Linked DNA regions of Homo sapiens: region 1 is linked to region 2. Evidence: read pairs that join two places in POLR2A ChIA-PET (ENCODE). Cell type or tissue: PC-9. All regions are shown on one strand. Each heading gives the region's core, and the rest is flanking DNA. Links, peaks and the distances in the headings are about the cores only.

Region 1 (5,378 bases), core at 199-5,198, 130 kb before region 2:
CTTGCCTCGCCTTGCCCCGCCTTGCGCCGCCTTGCCTTTTCCTTGCCTTTTCCTTGCCTTTCCTTTCCTTCTTTCCTTTTTTTTTTTTTTTTTTTTTTTTTTTTTTTTTTTTTTTTTTTTTTTTTGAGACAGAGTCTCGCTCTGTCGCCCGGGCTGGAGTGCAGTGGCGCGATCTCAGCTCACTGCAAGCTCCGCCTCCCGGGTTCACGCCATTCTCCCGCCTCAGCCTCGCGAGTAGCTGGGACTACAGGCGCCCGCCACCACACCTGGCTATTTTGTTTTTGTATTTTTAGTAGAGACGGGGTTTCACCATGTTAGCCAGGATGGTCTCGATCTCCTGACCTTGTGATCTGCCTGCCTCGGCCTCCCAAAGTGCTGGGATTACAGGCGTGAGCCACCGCGCCCGGCCAAAAATTGCTTTTCTTAATCAGTGTCCGTCCTTGTATTTTTTAAACTGAAGCTAAGCGTTACTCACGTACATAGTGCCGTATAAGATGTAACCGAAAATGCGTACACTGACGCTTAAACAAGGGTTACTTGTGTATGTGGCTGCCTCGCACTGATTGACTATATCCGGATGGTCTTTCTCTCCTGATGGTGCTTTAATTCGTGGAGACCTTGTTTCTGGGTCTTCTCTGAGACCCCGAAGACTCTGGAGCCGGCACTCCTGTAGAGATGGGTGTTCTCTTTTGTGTATGATGTGACCCTTATACTTTTTTTTTTTTTTTGAGACAGAGTCTAGTTCTGTCGCCCAAGCTGGAGTGCAGTGGTGCGATCTGGGCTCCTTGCAACCTCTGCCTCCCCTCCCGGGTTCAAGCAATTATCCTGCCTCAGCCTCCCAAGTAGCTGGGACTACAGGCACGCGGCACCACGCCCGGCTAATTTTTGTATTTTTAGTAAAGACGGGGTTTCACCATACTGGCCAGGCTGGTCTTGAACTCCTGACCTCAGGTGATCCTCCTGCCTTGGCCTCCCAAAGTGCTGGGATTACAGGCGTGAGCCACTGTGCCTGGCAGTGACCTAAGCCTTAATGTTGTAAGAGTTACAGTTATGTTTGAAATAGATTTCAGGGCACTGAACTGAACAGTTTTTCACACGTTTTAGATTCATTTACAACCTAGAATTGCAGCTTTCTGGGTGGATTTGTTTTTTTTTTCATTTACATATATAAAATGCCTGACCTACTTGCTGAAATGTCCCTGTACTTTCAAAAGGTGTTGTTTTTTTTTTTTGTCAGAATGGAGCAAAATCAGCTTCTACAACTAACAGCATTATTTCCCCTGTAGTTTATTGAAGCAACATTTTTTCCCTGAACACCTGAATATTTTGACAATAATGCAAATGTTAAACAGAATGAAATTATGTAAAGAAAAGATGCTCTTTTTGTTTGCCTTTCTAGCTGTGTTTGTAAAACCTTGGGAATTGGCTGGGTGTGGTAGCTCAGGCCTGTAATCCCAGCACTTTGGGAGGCTGAGGTGGACGGATCACCTGAGTTCGGGAGTTCAAGACCAGCCTGGCCAACATGGAGAAACCCTGTCTCTACTAAAAATACAAAATTAGCCGGGCATGGTGGCACATGCCTGTAATCGCAGCTACTTGGGAGGCTGAGGCAAGAGAATCACTTGAACCCAGGAGGCGGAGGTTGTTGTGAGCCGAGATCGCGCCATTGCACTCCAGCCTGGGCAACAGGAGTGAAACTCCGTCTCAAAAACAAACAAACAAAACCTTGGGAAGGTTGCTGGTGTTTGGCTTTGGTGTGTGTGGGAAGTGTGTGTGTGTGGGGGGGGTTGTGTGTGTGGGGGGGGTGTGGGGGGGTGTGTGTGGGAGTGTGTGTGTGTGTGTGTGTGTGTGTGTCTGTATGTGAATTCCAGGCATTATTATTCTCTACAGCCCATGGACTCGCAGAGCTGAGACTTTAGTTCTGCCTTAGGCATTTGAACATTTTTCAAAATCAAATGTGAAAACTCAAAACTAACTTTTATCTGTATAAGCTTCCTAGCTTTGTCGAGGGAAAATGCTAGCCCGCGCAGTGGCTTGTGGAGGACCCTGGTATTCAGTTTATATTGTGTGTGATATTGTGGTAGAATAAAAGGTCCCCTCAAAATGAACAAAGAAACAAACACCAAAAAACCTTTCACTGCGCTGAGACCCGGCAAGACTTCAGTCCTCAACACTCCTTTCGGGGACTGGCTGTATGTCTTTTAGGCCTCAGGCAGTTCTTCAGTTTCCCCACAAGAATTTCAGTACTTTCAGTAACACCTGGAAAGCAGAACTGTCTCCCCAGATGGTGGCTGGGAAGAGGGTGTTCAGGCCCTGCGACCTGACACCCCCCAGGCAGAACACCCCCTTCATCTGTGGCAGAAATCCTTAACACTGAAGTTCAGGAAATGCCACCCCCAAATATGCCAGTTTGGGATATGGATTGGTTATAAAAGGAAGCTTTGAGTGGCACTTCCTTCTGTTTAGGATTTCAGGCAGCTCATAAAAACAAAGACCTCTATTTCCAGCTAGGCAATCAGGTGGGGGACAGGCATGGAGTAAAACTCTTGTCTCCAGTAACTCTGGGCTAAACTATTTCCCAATGAGAACAACTAACTGGATAAAATACATATTTTTAAAAATCTTAAAAATATTGAATTGCTGGGCCAGGCGCGGTGACTCACACCTGTAATCCCAGCACTTTGGGAGGCTGAGGCAGGCGGATCACGAGGTCTGGAGTTTGAGACCAGCCTGGCTGACATGGTGAAACCCCGTCTCTACTAAAAATACAAAAATTAGCCAGGGGTGGTGGCATGTGCCTGTAATCCCCGCTACTTGGGAGGTTGAGGCTGGAGAATCACTTGAACCCGGGAGGCGGAGGTTGCAGTGAGCCGAGATCACGCCACTGTACTCCAGCCTGGGTGACAGAGCGAGACTCTGTCTCAAAACAACCCCCCAAAACCCAAAGTACTCCCACAAGTAATTTTTTTTTCTAGTTTGGAAAGGATAGCTTTATTCCTCCTAAAGGGTTGCAGCCTGAAGGTGGCCGTTCTGACAGGCTGGGAAGCATAGCCTCTGGCTGGAAGCTAGAAACAGATATTTGGAGGGTAGGAATGGTAACACAGGGATTTATATTGACCAGGGTGGCCAAATATACATATTCAATAAGCTTTAGGAGGATCCATGAATATTTATGAGAGGAGAAATATGAACATACACAGTTGAGCTTCATGCCTCTCCATGGGACCCACGTTCAAAAAATGGTAGCCTTCACATGGTCCAAGGGTGGAGTTTTTGGGCCTCTGATGTCAAAAGGGGAAGCAGAGAAAACCCTCACTGTGCATCCTCCGTAGACTGGCCAGAACCACTCTGAGGTCGGTGGTCTCTTATCAGGAGGGGATGCTGGTTGGTAAGGTTGTATTGAAAATGCAAAAGGAAGCGGCAGCGTCAGAGTCTGGTTGATGTCGGGGTGGGGTCTGTGGACCGCAGTCCGCAGGGGAGAAAGCCTAAGGGCAGCTGGAGAGGGAAAGGGGAGCGTGTCTGACCTGCCCTCCCGTGTCTGACCTGCGTTCCCATCATGGCCTGGAACTCAGTTTTCAAGGTATCTCTGGGGTCCCCTTGGCCAAGAAGGGCTCAGTTCAGTTGGTTGGGGGCTTAGGATATAATTTTTATGTCTCTTTTCCTCACTTTGGTCAAGATTTTCCAGAGGCAGCATCAGTGGCTAAACTTTAATTTTGTCCCATATCGTTGCCAGGGTGGTGTGGCTCCCTGCCCCAGGTCCATCCAGGCCCTCGGCGGAACCCCATGGCCAAGGGTCTTACAGCCAAAAGACTTGCAGTCAATTAAACATTTTAGGCCAGATGGGAATGGAGGCAGCCAGACATTCATTAACCTGAAAAACTTTAAGCAATGTAAGAGCCAAAAACCAAAGCCAAAATGCAAGGTTACAAAATTGGCTTATCTGTAAGTTCTATACATTGAGCTACTGCAATCTTGGTTTTAGTTACATTTGTAGCAATTAGCTATATAAAACCTAAGCAATTAGCTATATAAAACCTAAGCATTTTGCTAAAACCATTTAAAGTAAGGAATCTGGAGACTTTAGTTGGGCTGCAAAGCTTTTATTTATTCATTGTTTGAGACAGGGTCTCATTTTGTCACCCAGGCTGGAGTGCAGTGGTGCAAACTCGGCTCACTGCAGTCTCAATCTCTCGGGCTCAGGTGATCCTCCACCTCAGCCTCCCAAGTAGTAGGGACTACAGGCATGTGCCACCACACTCGGCTAATTTTTTTTTTCTTTCTTGAGACAGATTCTTGCTCTGTCGCCAGGCTGGCGTGCAGTGGCACGATCTCGGCTCACTGCAACCTCCACCTCCCGGGTTCAAGCAATTCTCCTGCCTCAGCCTCCCGATTAGCTGGGACTACAAGCACATGCCCAGCTAATTTTTTCTATTTTTAGTAGAGATGGGGTTTCACCATGATGGCCAAGATGGCCTTGATCTCCTGACCTCGGGATCCACCCGCCGTGGCCTCCCGAAGTGCTGGGATTACAGGGGTGAGCCACCGCTCCTGGCCCTAATTTTTAAATTTTTTTGTAGAGAGGGGATGTTGCTGCCATGTTGCCCAGGCTGGTCTTGAACTCCTGGGTTCAAGCTATCCATCTGCCTCGGCCTCCCGAAGTGCTGGGATTACAGGTGTGAGCCAGCGCCTCCACAAAGCTTTCTGTGGTCTCTTTAGTACTTTTTCTGAAGTGATGCTAATTGTTGTTGGTCATATCTCTATTGCGTAAACCCCGTAGCTGGAAGCAGCTACACCCAGAAGGCTCTGTCATTGCATATCTTGATATTCTCTTCGTAATTCTCCTTTAATTCTACAGGAATCGGGAATTTTCCGTGATTGGGATGGATGGAAAAGCACCCAACTGCTACATGCTGCCTGATGGCTCCAGGGTTGGCCCACCATCACTTCTGCCACCATTGTTGCCACACACACTGCCCAGGAGCCCACCTGCCCTGCCTACTGGTGGCGCCTGAGCAAGCTGGAGGCCCAAGGACTGGCCTATCTGGACTCACCACCATTAGCACCTGCATATGCCACCCAGGGGCCTGCAAATCAGCACACCTGGCTCCCCATTGCCACCACAGCTGTGGGGGCTGCATCCTGCAGAGCCACAGGGCAGAGCCCACCCCTTGAGCCAATGTGGCCTGGATACGAGACACAGGGTTGAAGGAGATTATTTTGGAGCTTTAAGATTTAATGACTGCCCTGCTGGGTTTCAAACTTGCATGGGGCCTGTAGCCCCTTTGTTTTGGCCAGTTTGCCTTTTTGGATTGGTAGTATTTAGTCAATGTTTGTACCCCCATTGTATCTTGGAAGTAACTAATTTGTTTTTGATTTTA
Region 2 (5,378 bases), core at 221-5,220:
TAAGGCAGCCAGTTTCCATAAGAGGCTGAGCAAGAGGAGGTTCTGCAGGCCTGGGCTGCTCTATGCGTACAAGCCTCTGTGCCGCCCAGCCCTGTGAGCCACTGCTGCTCAACATATCCATGACAAGCGCCAATGGGAAAATTGCAGTCCGGACCTCTAGAATTGTGGAGCAATTCTGTGCTCTCTTCTGTAGATAACTAGTTTCCTTCTGAGAAACTGCTTCTCGCTTTCTACTGGGATTCGAGTCTGAACGCCCACCCCTGTGTCATTAGGTGATCATTCAGCCTAGTTCCCATTAGGGGCCGGGCATGGTTGGACCCACCCAGCCACCAGGCGTGGGATCTGCAGCGGTGGCCTCTCAGTCCATGTACGCAGTAGAGGCAAGCTGGGGTGGGTCCAGACGGCATGGGAACTTCACAGGGAAGGCAGGTGGCCCAGACTCCCTCAGCACCTACCCCTGCTGCCCTGTCTCCCTTCCCCATCCATGCCTCCAGCCTCCCCGGGTACTCCTCACACCCAGTTGGCTGAGGAAGAAACTCGAGCCTGGTGACAGAGGGCTCGGCATGCTATGCCAGTTCCCACAAAAGTAGACATGAGTACTACAGCTCCACCGGCCGAGCCCCGGTAGCGAAGGAACCCTCCCTAGGCGCACAGTTTGAGCCATTCACTCGGCTGTCCACTACATGCAGACAGAGAGATGCCCAGAGGTACAAATCCGTGCCCACTTAGAAACAGCTGCTAACAGTTTGGTTGGATGTTCGGGGACCTGGAAGAAAAGGATTGGAAGTTTGGTAACAAGGATGTCTGAGGAAGAAGTATGCGGTCAGCCTCTCGAGATGGACACAGACTACAGGAACATTTGCGCATCATATAAATGCTCAGCAAAGGGTGTCCCCTTCAGAAGAGGCTGAATCAGGTAAAAGAAGGAAGTTCTGTGAAGTCATCAGCCAGACCCTGTGTGTTTCCTAGGAATGCTGCAACAAAGTGCCGCAAGCTGCGGGTGCTTAGGCCCTAAAAACGTGCCATCTCCCAGTTCTGGAAGTTAGAAGTCTGGGGTCAAGGTGTCAGCAGAATTGCCTCCTTCTGAGGAAGTGAGGGAGACTCCATCCCAGCCCGTCTCCCAGCTGTGGGAGTTTTCTGTCAATCTCTGGCCTTTCTTGGCTTGTAGAAGTGTTACTGGAAAGGGGCCCCAATGCAGACCCCAAGAGAGCGTTCTCAGATCTCACACGAGACAGAATTAGAGGCAATTCCACAGTGCAAAGTGAAAGCAAGTTTGTTTTATTCTATGTATTTTATCTTTTGAGATGGGGTCTCACTCTGTCACCCAGGCTGGAGTGCAGTGGCGTGATCTTGGCTCAATGCAACCTCCACCTCCCAGGCTCAGGTGATCCTCCCACCTCCGCTGAAACTACAGGTGCACACCACCATGCTTGGCTAATTTTTTAAATTTTTCACAGAGACAGGGTTTCACCATGTTGCCCAGGCTGGTCTCAAACTCCTGGACTCACGCGATCTGCCCGCCTCGACCTTCCAAAGTGCTGGGACTACAGGTGTGAGCCACCACACCTAGCTGCAGGTTTATTAAGAGAGTAAAGGAATGAAAGAATAGCTACTCCTGGATGGGCATGGTGGCTCATGCCTGTAATCCCAGCATGTTGGGAGGCTAAGGCAGGAGGACTGCTTGAGCCCAGGAGTTTGAGACTACCCTGGACAACATAGTAAGACCCTGTCTCTATAAAATATATATATATATTTTGGCCAGGCCCAGTGGCTCACGCCTGTTTTATATTTATATATATATATATAAAACATAAAATATAAAATATATATTTTATATTTATATATATAAAACATAAAATATAAAATATATATATTTTATATTTATATATATAAAACATAAAATATAAAATATATATTATATATATATATATTTTTGACAAGGACCAGTGGCTCACGCCTGTAATCCCAACACTTTGGGAAACCAAGGCAGACAGATCACCTGAGGTCAGGAGTTCAAGACCAGCCTGGTCAACATGGTGAAACCCCATCTCTACTAAAAATACAAAAATTAGCCGGGTGTGGTGGTGTGTGCCTGTAATCCCAGCTACTCGGGAGGCGGAGGCACAAGAATTGCTTGAACCTGGGAGGCAAAGGTTGCAGTGAGTCAGGATTGTGCCACTGCACTCAAGCCTGAGCAACAGAGTGAGACTCTGTCTTAAAATATATATATATATAATTTGTATCCTGTAAATATATATATACAAATATGTGGCTGACTGCCACGGTTACTACTTGAGATCATCCCCACAACAATTACTACTTTTACTACTTGAGACCGTCATTACAAGACTGAACGAAGAGACAAACGTAGAAATGAAAACTGAAGACAAAAGAAACTGTTTGAAAGGAACTGTCCAGGGAAGGATGAAGAGAGCTCCCTGCTTCTAGTGGACAAAGGCAGCCCCTGAGCTTCCATAGCCCTTCATATTTATTGGGTAGCAAGAGCAGGGAGGAGGAGGTAATGACTGGTCGGCTGCTAATTGATAACAGGTTCATGTTATTACTAACAGGCTTCAGATGTACCTAATCTCAAGAAACACTGCGTTTGGGGAGTGACTGCCCTCAGCATCCCTTCTGGGTGGCAGACACAGTTTGTCAGTTTGCCAACATTCCGCATTTATGAGAAACAGTTTGCTGTTTACTCATAGAGCCTCCAGTGGTATACTGAACTGATCACCACCCTCATTCTTTCGGCCTGTAACACAAATATATATACAAAAGATACATACATATATATATTATCCTGTAAAATAGAGCCCCCAAAATATATACATATATTTTTTAAGAAAAAAAAAAAAAAGAATGACTATAGACAGAGAAGGGCATTCCTTAAAGTAAAAGGAGGACCAAGCCCAGCCTAAGTACAATGCCTGTTTAAGATACGAAAATCATAGGAGATGTGCTTTACTACAAGGGTTTGTGATAGAGGATTAATCTTTGTAATTACCATCTTTCACAAGAATCGATATTATCTTTAAAACAAAACGTCTTAAACTAGGAATGCTTGCGTTCTCAAGATATTGGGACATCAGGACATTCCAGGTCTGTTAGTAAACATTATTAATCTGCTCCCTCAACCGTAAACTCTTGCGACTAACAATGCCTAAGTTCCTGGGAATGTAGCCCAGCAGGCCCCAGCCTCATTTTTCCCAGCCCCTATTCAAGATGGAGTCACTCTGGTTCGAATGCCTCTGACAGGAGCAGCACCCTGATCTGTCTCCATCCTCACACTGCATTCTCCCTGTGTCTGTCTCCAAATTTCCCCTTTTTAGGACACCAGTCGTATTGGATTAGAGCCACCCAATGACCTCATTCTAACTTGATTACCTCTGTGAACACTCTAGCTCCAAGTAGGGCCACATTGGGAGTTACGATTTTAAGATGAATTTGGGGGGACACAATTCCCTAGCCACACCAGCGCTTTTTCAATGAACCCACAAACAATGTATTTATGGTGACCAAGATGGAGGCTACGCATGGGCCCAGCAACACGGGCTCATCTCTCCAGGCTGGTCTGACTAATCTCACTGCTGGCAGCCCCCTCTCACAACCCCAGAGAGCAGCACTGAGTGCCTGATGGCACCTTCCCCCACAGAGAGCAGCCAGCATCTGGTAGCAGGTGGGTCCTGGTCTCTTCCATCATGGAGGGGACACAGACTCACCTTCCTGGAAGGGACACACTTTGCCTCCCTTACCCAGAGTGTTTCTGCAGCACTGCTGCTTGTAGCCTCACGTGATGCCTTTCACCATCATGGCTTCCATGCAGGGCTGCTTCTGACCAAGGAACCCATTTCACCACCAAGGAAATGCCACAGTGGCTCGTGGCCGTGGAATTCACTGATCTTACTGCTTATTCTATCACCCAGAAGGAGCTAGCCTCAGCAAAAGACTGAGTGGCAATACCCAGGAAAGATGGACTCTATTTTACAGGATTCCATATACGCTTTGAATCAGGGGCCACCACATGGTTCTACTTCCCTTATAGCCAAAATGCATGGCTCCAGAAACCAAGCTGTCACAGGTAGTGACTAACTAGGACCAGTGGCGCATGCAATAAAGGAATTTACCAAGAGAGTTGTAGGTAAAGACAGGCAGGCTTATTAGAGAACACAGGAAAATACATTGCAAGAAAGCAATGGGCAGATCAGCAAAAGGGGAGCTGACTACAAGGAGACAAAGACTTGTGGGGGATTTTATAGGATGGTGCTTGTGCTGGAGAGGGCCACGCGCAGTGCTGATAATGCCCAGGTTGCAGCGAGCTAACTGACACTTGTCTATCGGCTGAGGATCTGGCGATAAGATGGGCACAGGAAGATTGTGAGTTATTTGCTTAGGAGGGCTCTGTGTGTCCTGGGCCATGTAGAAAGGCAGGCTTATAGCTTATCTGTTTTTTGTTTGTTTGTTTTGCTTTCCCTGCTCCCCCCAGCCTGACTCCTCTTCCCCGATTAGAACTCCATGCAACCAGTTGATATGAGGGGGATCCACTTACTATTACCCCCAATAACAACCAGCTGGCAGGATTTTTGCTTCCTGTCGCAGCAACTTTGAGCTCTGCTAATGTGAAGGTCTTAGTCCCGGAGAGGAACATCCTTCAACCAGGAGACACAGCAATGGTTTCATTAAATTGAAAGATGATGCCGCCACCTGGCCATCTGGGGCTCATTCTGTCATGACACCAAAAGACCTAAAAAATGATTGCTCTCTTGACTGCAGTGATAGGTTCTGATTCTCCTGGGAGACCAGGCAGCTGCTACTATGTCTGGAAATCAGGGCATTCATTCTCTGCGGCACTTCTGACTATTTCCATGGCCAATAGAAAAGGTTCATGGAAAACTACCCCAGCCATAGAAAGGCAGGAAAATTGAGGACTCAGAACCTTCTGAAATGAAAGTTTTAGTTGTTTCATCAAGTAAAGATCACCAACTAGCTGAGGTCCCGGCTGAGGGAGGGGAAAATCCAGGATGAGTGATGGGAGAAGGAACCATGGACTTCAAGCCTCGGCTCCCAACTGTCACGGAAGCAAGGAGTGTAGTAGTTTTGCTTAGTTTCCTTTGCTTGTTTTCACGTGTTTGTTTCCACATGCCAACCATTTTCCTGTTTTCTCTCGCTGGCATCTGTATTGTACACACAATTTTTTGGAGGTTAGTGTTACCATTCAGTCTTCAGGTAACAAGATATTCAGTGGACTGTGGTTGAATTTGTGGTGTAATTAACAGAGCCAACAGTGGCTACAGTAACCATTGGCACCTTGTCCTCACTGTCTCCTCATTTTGGAGACAGCGTGAGTGCATCTTCACTTGTGGGAAGGATACATGTAT

What was found. ChIA-PET counts read pairs that join two places held together with the same protein. Peaks named below come from ENCODE experiments on the same cell type or tissue, not always from the same donor. Only the 100,000 strongest peaks of a DNase experiment are listed, where the experiment ranks them.
Region 1: POLR2A ChIA-PET joins it to region 2 with 6 read pairs; 3 of 35 experiments call an interaction of 5 or more read pairs at or near these places.

Annotation. Positions count from the first base shown.
Region 1 is chr14:103,267,826-103,273,203 of GRCh38, reverse strand. No RefSeq gene overlaps it. Among named protein-coding and RNA genes, the nearest start is that of EIF5, 64 kb to the left of the region's middle. In PC-9, for the core only: no CTCF peak of the experiment used is centred there; no DNase peak of the experiment used is centred there.
Region 2 is chr14:103,141,553-103,146,930 of GRCh38, reverse strand. It overlaps the pseudogene NDUFB4P11. Among named protein-coding and RNA genes, the nearest start is that of TNFAIP2, 21 kb to the right of the region's middle. In PC-9, for the core only: no CTCF peak of the experiment used is centred there; DNase peaks (open chromatin) are centred at 2,650, 3,130 and 3,894; H3K4me3 peaks cover 308 bases; H3K27ac peaks cover 2,485 bases.